2 separate regions of the Mus musculus genome follow, and region 2 is linked to region 1. Evidence: chromatin loops called from intact Hi-C (ENCODE). Cell type or tissue: left cerebral cortex. All regions are shown on one strand. Each heading gives the region's core, and the rest is flanking DNA. Links, peaks and the distances in the headings are about the cores only.

What was found. A loop is a pair of places that touch in the nucleus more often than their neighbours do. Peaks named below come from ENCODE experiments on the same cell type or tissue, not always from the same donor. Only the 100,000 strongest peaks of a DNase experiment are listed, where the experiment ranks them.
Region 2: a loop joins it to region 1, with 3 times the contacts of the local background. A loop is called at or near these places in 2 of 42 quality-filtered maps.

Annotation. Positions count from the first base shown.
Region 1 is chr16:55,466,802-55,472,204 of GRCm38, forward strand. All of the region lies in intron 2 of Gm45968 (a long non-coding RNA gene), which reads right to left. Among named protein-coding and RNA genes, the nearest start is that of Mir5118, 25 kb to the right of the region's middle. In left cerebral cortex, for the core only: CTCF peaks have their summits at 2,499 (motif pointing left) and 3,153 (motif pointing left); a DNase peak (open chromatin) is centred at 2,458.
Region 2 is chr16:54,998,912-55,004,314 of GRCm38, forward strand. No RefSeq gene overlaps it. Among named protein-coding and RNA genes, the nearest start is that of Gm22977, 29 kb to the left of the region's middle. In left cerebral cortex, for the core only: no CTCF peak of the experiment used is centred there; a DNase peak (open chromatin) is centred at 2,987; H3K27ac peaks cover 1,886 bases.

The DNA of each region.
Region 1 (5,403 bases), core at 1,378-3,877:
CACAGGCATGGATTTCCTATATGCAGTGCTACACAGAAAATACTGTGTATGTTCTGAAGCACTGGGAAGAAGGTATGACCCTAACCACTGACTATGAACTAGTGTCAGAGGAAACAGGAGCTGATTTTTACACAGTACTTTTAAATCACAAAACATCATGTAAGCATCCAATGATTCTACCAGAATTCTATAAATAGCAAATCTACCCCTGTGCTTAAGGACCTGCTCCTTCGTATACCAGGAGACGAGATGGTATTACAGCTGATTGCTTTTCTGAAAGTGGCGTTTACAATATGTTGAGACATCAGTTTTCATCTGATAGGACACAAAAGCCATTATATTGAATCTAAAGGGGGGAGTGGACTATACGCCAAGATTGAGAGAAAGACAGGTTTATAAACTTCGTCCTTATATTTTGCTTTTAAAAAAAAAATGCACTCTTACCTCTTGCCCAGAAAGATTTAATTTTGCTTGCTTGGTGGAGAAAGTGCATCACTAAAACTAAAAGCATGTCAGATTCCGTTGCAACCAGGTTCTCTGTAAGGCTAGGCACTGCACCCGGAAGACTTGATGTGCTCAGGCATTTTCGTTTCAGCAAAACCTATACCCTCTCTGCCTATGCCACGCAAACTGATATAGTGATCACCAGCCATGTGTAGCTATTTAAATTTAAGTCTAAATTAGTTGACATATGAATATAGAATTATTAAAATTAAGCAGAATGCAGAAATGAATTCCTAATTTGAATTTCCTCCTGCTTAAGTGCTCAGACGCTACATATCATTAGTGCCTGACATGATGCTAATACAGGTACAAAATATTTTAATTTCCATGGAATGTCTTTTGGAAAGGAGCTACTCCATACTTTCTTGCTACACTATATTCCTCCCTAAATCCCTGCATAAAAAGAAAGAGTACTGCTTTATAATACCGTTCACCTTGTAGGTAACTGTCGCAAGACCTCTTGGTTATATTGATCAAGTTGCTGCTGATTAGCAAGGTTTACTTATACTTTATAAGATCAGTGAGACAACTTCACATTGACTCTCAAGAGTCCCTTCTTTCCCCTTCTCCCATGTTTGAATTGAGACTCTTCTGTCATTACAAAGAGATCACGAACACAGAGCACACTCCAGGAGAACTGACCCGCATTCTCCTTTTACACTATATCCCTAGGCCATCCCCACCACAGTGGCAATAGAATAAAATAGAATTAGGTCATTCATTCAGGTCTCACAGATATCCCCATTCATGAAGTCATCCATTCTACAAATAGTCACAGAAAACAGCTATATCCCTAGCCATGTGCTAGCCACCAAAGGCACTGCAGTGGAGGAAATGGATATGCTTTGGTGCTTACACTCTAGTGGAAAACAATGAGCACATGTACAAGACAAAAGTACCAAATGATGAAGCCAGAGCCCTGACGTCGTCTCCTGAGTTAAAATTTTGGAGCAAACGACAGAGTGATGCTTGAAAGATAAGATCACTTTTAGATTATATAAGAAAAGGAAGAATGGCAGAAATGTGATTGCAAACAGTACTAACACCATAGTTCAAAGCTTTGAAACTTAAAAGAACAAAAGCAGAATTAGAAAGCTCACTTATTGCGGTAGAGCAGGGATGGGCAGAGATCCAAGTAAGGCCACTGTGTCACCACCTGATCCGAATGTTTTAAAGTGGCTGTGATTGTACAGAATTCACAGAAGTGGGGTGAGAATGGATCCACGGCGAACATTCCTGGGGTTCTCTGTAGAACTGAGCTTTGGGAAACAAGCTGGAGTAAAGCTGAAAGGTAGAGAATGAACCTTAGGGCGGGATAGCTGTATGTTTACTGCAGGGGAGGACTGGAAAAGAGAGGGGAGTTTTTTAAAATGACTCCCAGGATTCTGGTTTTAAGGATCTTTTGGATGTTAACCTGCAAACACTGGGGGAATGTGGCTTTGGGGAAAACCAGGCTGTAAAGTTAGCTTGGAGACTAGCTGAATTAAGAGTGCCTATGAAATGCTAAACAGGGTACACAGACTAGGCAGCATAGATCTGTGGGTCATTATTTATTATTATTATTATTATTATTATTATTATTATTATTATTATGTTATCGGTGACAATAAAGTCATGGGGTCGATGAAATCATCCCTGAGAGAGAATGTGGTGAAAGGAAATGAGTACAGCTAATATAGACACACACATACACACACGCATACACACACACACATGCACACGCACGCATGGGGGTAGAGAGAGAGAGAGAGAGACCTTCATGGTATCTACAGCATGATAAACAAACACCCCATTCGTAATCACCCAGGATTCAGTCTCATCTATTGAATATCTTCGGTTGGCAAAGGTTCCCTTTCCAGATTTCCTGCAGGTTTTCACACGTCTAGATCTTCATTCCTACCACTGGAATAGAGCAGTGAGCTAGAGATCCCCTGGCTCTGAGCCAACAGACAGGCTCGCACCATTCCTTACCACACACTGCCATCTGCTGGCCTTCACCCAAGAGAGGAACTCCTAGCTCCTCTTTATGTTATTTAGACCTTTTAGGTTGTCTCCTAAGAAAACTAAGCAGTTGTCACTATTTTATTTTTTGTGATCTCATCAACTTCCCTGTGATTCATAGAGAAAAATCAAGTTATACAGTAAAATTCATCCATTTCTCTGATCCTTTATTCAAATATTGTTTATGTAAATGTCAAAACATATAGGCACCTTTAATACAGGGAAGAAATTGAAATAATTGTTGCCATAAATTATAATAGACATGCTTCTATAACATCACAATGCTTCTTATTTAGTTTATGAAATTCAGTCAACTTTGAATTAGAGTCTTTTTCCTAGACATAAACCAAATTTTATACCAAAATTATTTTTATGGTTGATAAAGCAAAACTTCATGGTTTCCATGTCAGTCACAAACTTCTGAACACAGCTCCAACCTTAAAAAGCAGCATAAAGTAAACTTCATGTAAAACTAAGTAATAAACAATATAAAAGTATACTTTCTGTCCATTTCTGTATCTCCTCACTTGCAGATATGTGTAAATTTACAAAAGAAAAAAAAAAAAAAAAGACTGGAGAGATGGCTCAGAAGAGCACTGGCTGCTCTTCCGCGGCAACCACATGGTGGCTCACAACCATCTGTAGTGAGATCTGATGCCCTCTTCTGGTGTGTCTGAAGACAGCAACCGTGTACTTAGACATAATAATAAATAAATCTTTTTAAAAATTGCAAAAAGAAAGAAATAAAGAAAGGGAGGGAGGAAGGAAGGAAGGAAGGAAGGAAGGAAGGAAGGAAGGAAGGAAGGAAGAAAGAAAGAAAGAAAGAAAGAAAGAAAGAAAGAAAGAAAGGAAGAAAGAAAGAGAGAAAGAGAGATGAGAGAGAAAGAAAGAAAGAAAGAAAGAAAGAAAGAAAGAAAGAAAGAAAGAAAGAAAGAAAGAAAGAAAGGAAGGAAGGAAGGGAGGGAGGGAGAGAGGAAGGAAGGAAGGAAGGAAGGAAGGAAGGAAGAAGGAAGGAAGGAAGGAAGGAAGGAAGGAAGAAAGAAAGAAAGAAAGAAAGAAAGAAAGAAAGAAAGAAAGAAAGAAGGTTCAAACTTTCAAGGATCAACTGAAATGCACATAAGGCTATTATGTAACTCTACTTAATTCAAACAATTTCAGTTTGGGCTAAATATCAATAAAGAAATACAATAAAATGGATTAAGATTTAGAATTCAATGATGTCATCATCACTTATTATAACTCTAAAATTTTTGAAAGATAAGAATTTGAACACTCCTCTGTCACATGAGTATTATATATATCATTCAGTTGTCATAGGAGAAGATAAAAGACCAAAGTCAATCATCAAATGACTTAAATGATACAGCAAAACCAAAGAACCAATGTAAAATCCTATCGCTCTTAATTACCGAAGTCCCCTACAGTACTGTCGCTTATACAAACATCGCTACGCATTATAATTTGGTCTTTCATCAAAAGCTACACAGAATGTTCACATCTGTCAGTGCTTACTTCGGGCCCTCACTATAAATTGTGTAATCATTGAATGAATCATTGATGAATAAATATGGAGGATGCTGGGCTCTGCAGCAGTAAGCGATGAGTTAAATAAAACAATGACTGCCCTTGCAGCAGCTTGAAGCCCCGACACAGCCGCTGCGTAAATCAAGTGAGACAGAGATGGGAAAGTGCTCAGAAAGTCATAAATCATACAAGGAAAGCGTCACTGGCCTCATACTAAAGAAGAGTTAGAACACAAACATTGCCGCAGAGAACGGCTCCAGCATCAACAAACACGGATGCGGGTCTAACCAGGGGCATGAAATTAATTAGATGAAATATACAGCAAAGTTGGAAAGTGTGCGGCCACTGAGATGACAGGTCTCGGCTCTGATACTTCTCACCAATTTTTTGACCTGAGGATTCGACGTGAAGCAGTTGGGTGAAACCTCTTACCCTAGTGTGTGTGTGTGTGTGTGTGTGTGTGTGTGTGTGTGTGTGTGTTGCTGTTCTGTGATTTCCTCTGTCTTGCTTCCCCAGAATAATACAGAATAGCAACCAAATGAACAACAGAAAGCCAGGTTGCCAGCAATGCCCCCTCTAAACTCAGGTCTGGTGTACAATGTGAATCCAGTAAATTCAGACAATAAATTATGTGCAACACCCACCCTCAAGTGTTCCACGTTATTAGATAGAGGAAGGCACGGTGCATCTCTGAGGGACCTCTGTGCTCAGGAATGTTTAAACCAAATTTCCTTCCCAGTGAGTCATCGTAAATCAAAACCATGATGCCACAGGCTTGGTTGGTGAACCCATAAAGCTGAACAAATCCTGACATAGATACATTCTTAGGCTCCCAATAATTATTTTGCTCTCTTTTTTTTTTAACACATCAGCTTCCCTTGAGTCATCTTCACATCTCAGCAGTTCACATAGAAAACGGAGGGTTAAAGGAGTAATAAGAGGGCCCCACTAGAGCACATGTCTTCTAAGTGCCTGAGTGTTCATCAAATTCTTACTGGGATAAACCAAATACCAGCCTCCCGTCCTCAGCAAAAGACATGTTGTCTTGCTTCTCTGTTTTGGGGACACAAACTGTGAGATGACTGGGAACATCAAACAGGAACTGGTGTCGCCTTTCCACACAAATGTCGACTACTGTTTCTTCCTAATTTAACCCTGTCATCAGTCTTCTGGGACTTCTACAAAATGGACAGACTAGGGTTGAAAGAACAGAAATTCTCTGGTTTGGAGTGAGAAAGTCCAAAGTCAAGGTATCAAGAGGACCTTTGTACCGCATTTTCTCTCTCCTTGGTATGCACGGTGGTGCAGGGCACCTTCTGTGTTGTCATACAGCATCCCCATTTGCACACTCCTGGTGGTTTCTTCTTCTAAGGT
Region 2 (5,403 bases), core at 1,794-4,293, 470 kb before region 1:
CTGACAAATACAGAAGTGGATGCTCACAGCTGTCCATTGAATGGAGCACAGGGTCCCTAATGAAGGAGCTAGAGAAAGGACCCAAGGAGATGAAGGGGTTTGTAGTCCCAGAGGAAGAACAACAATATGAACTAACCAGTACTCCCAGAGCTCCCTGGGACTAAACCAACAACCAAAGAAAACACATGGTGAGACTCATGGCTCTAGCTGCATATATAGCAGAGGATGCCCTAGTTGGTCATCAATGGGAGGAGAGGCCCTTGGTCCTGTGAAGGTTATATTTTCCAGTATAGGAGAATGCCAGGGCCAGGAAGCTGGTGTAGGTCGGTTAGTGACCATGGGAGGGGGAGGAGATAGGGGGTTTTCAGAGGGGAAACTAGGAAAGGGGATAACATTTGAAATGTAAATAAAGAAAACATCTAACAAAAAAAGAAAAAAATTCTAATTAATAAAAATGGTCTAGTAAATCGAAAGACATGTTTAAGATTAAAAAACAACAAAAATAACAATAACAAAACAATAACAAACAACAACAAAAACAAACCTCACATTAGATCTATCAGCTACATTCCCGACACTTAAAACTATGACCGGACACAATAAGGTCTTTAAAACAACCCAGGGCACTTTAAACATTGTAAATGAAATATATTAAAATTACATTTGTTTAGCTATTTCTAAGACAGGGGCTCATGTAACCCAGGCTTATCTTGAACCTGAAGTGCAGCCAAAGAAAGACCAGATCTCCTGATCTCCTTATTTCTCCCTCATAATTTCTGGGATTACACGTATGCCCCACCATGTCCAGCTCCAGTGTACATTTCATAAGCATCTATTTACACACTACATACTGCTTTAAAACGCCAAGGATAACCTATCCCAGGAGGAGGAGTTGTCTGCTCTATCTGTCCAGTATCCAACACCTGAGAACACGCTTAGTTCTGCAGAGACTATTTGGTATGACTTTGTGTCAAATGATTGCTTTCAGAAATGAACAAGTTGATGCGATCTTTGGGGAAGAGGAGACACAGAAACACAGCAAAAGAACCTGTTTGAAGAGCTGTAGACAGGCAACAACACAGGGATCCAGTCTTCTAAACCTCATGATTTGGGAATAGGAATGATAAGCTCTCTCTTCTGCCACAGCCCCCTTTGCTATTAACCAAAAACAAAAACCAAAGAAAATATATATAACTTTGTTATTTTGTTTATTCTTAGATATGCATTGGGAACATTTTAGGAAGTTATGGATAAATAGCCAATAAAACGAGGCTTATTCAGTACCAATAAATATCTTAGAAATAAAAATATAGGTTGTTCGTCGAGCACTTGAAGAGCATTTTTGAGGCTCTGGGTCAGCACTCACCACTAAGTAAACCATACCTAAAAATTAGCTTGAAATAAGTTATGATTATTTTCACTAAAATATATTTTTCAGATTTGATTTTCCACTACATGTGTACAATTAAAAATATAAACAGGGAAGTGTGAATACGTTAGACAGGGTTTTTTACAGTAACAGAATTTATAGAATGGAGAGAAAGACAGAGTGACAGACAGACAGACACACACACACACACACACACACACACACACACACACACAAACACACATGAGAGGGGGGAGAAGAAGGGGGAGGGAGGGAGGGAAAGGGGAGGGAAGGGGAGGGGAGGGGAGAGGGAGGGGAGAGGGAGGAGGGAGGAGAGAGGGGGAGGGGAGGGGGAGTGGGAGAGAGAGAGAGAAAGAGAACCTGTTAGAGTGACTCACTAGCTGTGGTCCAGCTGATACAACAATGGCTGCCTATGAAAGGTAGGTCCAAGAATGCAGTAGTTGTTCAGTCCAGACAGGCTGGATGTCTCAGCTGGCCTTTAGCATACATCAGAATCCCAAAAGAAGTAGGCTCTAATGCCAGTGAAGGAATGAACTTGCTGGGGAGGATATCGATATTTCCTCTTCCATGTTTTTATATAGGTTTTCAGTAGAAGGCAAAGATCAGATTTAAGGTGGGTCTTCCCACCTCAAAGGATCTGGATTAAAGGTGTGTCTTCCCACTCCAAATTAAACAAAAATTACATATAGGTGTGCCCCTCTATTTTGTAGTCTTAGTTAATTCCAGATGTAGCCAAGAAAAGCAACTTATAGCCAAGAAAAGCAAACTTAATGGTACAGACCTGGTTTAGATGAACAAAAATAAAAGAGACCCAGAAATGTACAGTGACCTGTATATATCCATATATGACACTACAAAAGCTGGTGGGAATCTTGGATATGCCCAGTTGCTGTTCAATTAACAACATTTATCAAATTTCTAGGCTGTGCTAACCATGCAGAAAAACCTCGATCGGCACACTCTCCCTACACCTAGATCTTAGCATACAGTAATTCACTGCTCAATAAGCTACTGACACTTTGGATCAGTGTAGAGAGAGTATCTTGTCAATTAAAAAGCCCTATCACTTAGGCATGAAATAGAAGGTGGGTCGTCTGAAAGGAGAAAAATTCTGGGATAGAGCCAGTTGGGAGATCTGCCTGGGATGTTGTGAGGAGACAGACATATGGTACCTAAGCTCAGGTAACTAGATGCATGACAAAATGGATATTTAAATAAATGGGTTATCTTAGTTATGATTCTAGTCAAAGAAAAGTCTAGCTATATGGTCAAGGTATTTGTAAAGATACTTTGAGTCTGAGTCTTATTTCTGGGAGCAATGGGATGAGAAGAGGAACCAGGGTTAACTCTCCAGACCACAGAAAGGAAAAGAGTATTACATAGCAAGGTGTCTAAATTCCAAAGAATGAGTAGGACTCTGCAAGAAAAACAGGCTCTGGGGCCCAAAGATGGCTGTTGAAAGTGATGTATCCTGAAATATCCACTCTTCTTGGTGTAGGTGATGCACCATCTGGCAAATGAATTGTATCCAAACAGTCCTTGTGCTGACAGTATCTGAATCACTCTCATTAAGGATCATCTGAAATCAATGTGAACCCTGAGTCTTCAAGAAACAGAAAAACATCTCTGCTATCCTTAGTTATTTCAAGGTTTTCACATAAAAGATTTTTCAGGACAGAACAGCTTGTCCAGTTTAGCTTCAAAGAACAGAATAAGGAGGCATGTTGGGTAAAAATTACAGAACAGATTTCAGCTTGACACTTGGACAGATTTCTCACTAAAGCTGTATCCGGAAACAATGAGCTCTTGCCATGACTGGAGGTGTAGAGACTGAGTAAGATATCGACTTGATGCAGCAGAGGAAACTTAACCATGTGGATGAATTAACTGGCATTAATGGTTCTTATCTCTGTGAGTTTATAAATTGAATATAAACCAACTCACATGGCAGCAGGCCTGGGTTGATTAACTAATGCAATATGGATGCTACCATAGATGTCTGTTTTTCTGATGCTGTCCAAAACTAAGGATGAAGACAACACAGGTGTATCCAGCACAGGATTCCCGAGGGATCTTCTAAGATCGAATCCAAAATTTCCTTTGTATTCTCTGGACCATGGGCCACTTCTTTCTTCTACAACAGATAGAAATTTTGAACAATAATTACCACAGATGGAAGGATAGTGGGGGTTAATCAGGAAAAAGAACTATGGTTTTTATTCTCTTTTAATGGCAGTGAGAAATGTGTGCCTGCATCTTCTTTGGAACACCAAGCTGCACTTTTCCCTTTACTGAACTCTTATTTGTTCAATTCCCTCAACTTGAGCCTGTGAGTTGGATGGCATCACAGAACAAAGGCTTTATGCACTTAAGCAGTCCCTTAGGAAGTGTCATGTAAGCCATTTGGGATTGGGGGAACTTTCCTTGTGACTCTTGTCCAAAACAAGAAGAAAGAATGAATAGCACAGTTTTTAGTTTGGAAAAACATGACCCAGAAGTTTCCCTAAAACCCAAGAAGACAATATCTGAGAAAACTGGGCTAGAGCTTTTCTGTAGTGATGTCCTCTTTGAGGGTTTCTTTATAACATGAGAGGATCCCAGAGAATCTGGGGAAGAAATTTAGGAAGAACTGTAATTTCCAGGGTAGAAGTCTTTGCAGGGATGCAAGAGACAGAATATAGGAGGGGGGGGGGAGTAAAAGCTTCAGTCTTTAAAAGTTTATCCATCATGAGAGAAACACTGGTGGGGAAGGTACTGAGTCAGCCCTGATCTGAGGGAGGTAGAGCTTTAAACCAAATGGAACAGAGAATCTGATTTTGCTCGTTTGGGGGACCGGACTGGTTATTTCTACATAATGTAATGTTCTCATACCATATGACAATTTCCCAAGGTTTCCTCCGTAGATGCAGAACGGAGATAGAATGCAATTTGTTAAAGTCATCGTGAAGTAAAATAAGTTTTCTGAATATATTCATTATATATAAGGCATTAAGATAAATACTCAAAAACATACCCCAGGAAAATATGCATTAAAAACATCCCTTGCTCATTTATTCAAAATGTCCATGACACTTCCAGTACTATCTGCAAGCTCTTATAGAAAGTTCAATGTCAATTTTAAATTCAATTTTATACTATATTAAGAGTAATGCATTAATACTTATATCTCGAGCTTCCTTTTAAATGGAGATGTCATGAATACAGCCAGTGAGGGAAATCGGTTTTGGCAGAGAGAACTGAGAGAGGACAAATAGGAGATAGCAATTAGGTTTTGATGTTCTCTAGGTTTGTTGTGCTTGGCAATCAAACTCATTAGGGTAACCTTCATTCTTGGAAACACGATCTAGTAGTATTCATTAATAGGGGTTCATTCCCTGTGCATACTATGAAGGCGGCCTTCATAAGCAGTAGGAACCACTGCATGTTTATGCCACATTTCTGAGTAACACATCATGACTTGGTAATATACAACCCATTCAGAATTACTTCCTTGAAGCTTTCTTTTGAATAATACAGAATCCATACTGTGCATACAAGTTAGAGTCCTCCAGAGAGGAGGAGGACATATTTTGCTCATGGTTATAAGGAACATTTAATCAGCAACTGCACTCTGGTCTGCTATTAATCACCTCCCATAGCACTATGCTGGAGACCATTCTGTAACCTCATCAGGGTGCAACAGGAGTCCCAGGAACAATTAGCAACATATCCTCTGAGCAAGACAGGAGACATGGTAAGGGGAATATATATCTGCAATCTCTGAATTTTTCTTTCTGTTCACTGTACACACTGATACTGACGTAAAATTAAGATATGGATTAGTGCTGAAATGGAGAGAAAGTATGGTTTGATAGTAGGTAGCTTCAAGTCCAAATCCAAATGCCATAATGCTTTGCTCTTCTCAGATTGTTTGCCTGTCTGTTAATCCCATGTCAGTAGGATGGTTTCAGAGGGGACAGGATATGGAGTGGGAGGAAATCTGAGAAATTCAAGGTTCCTAGGTGCATAGGGCA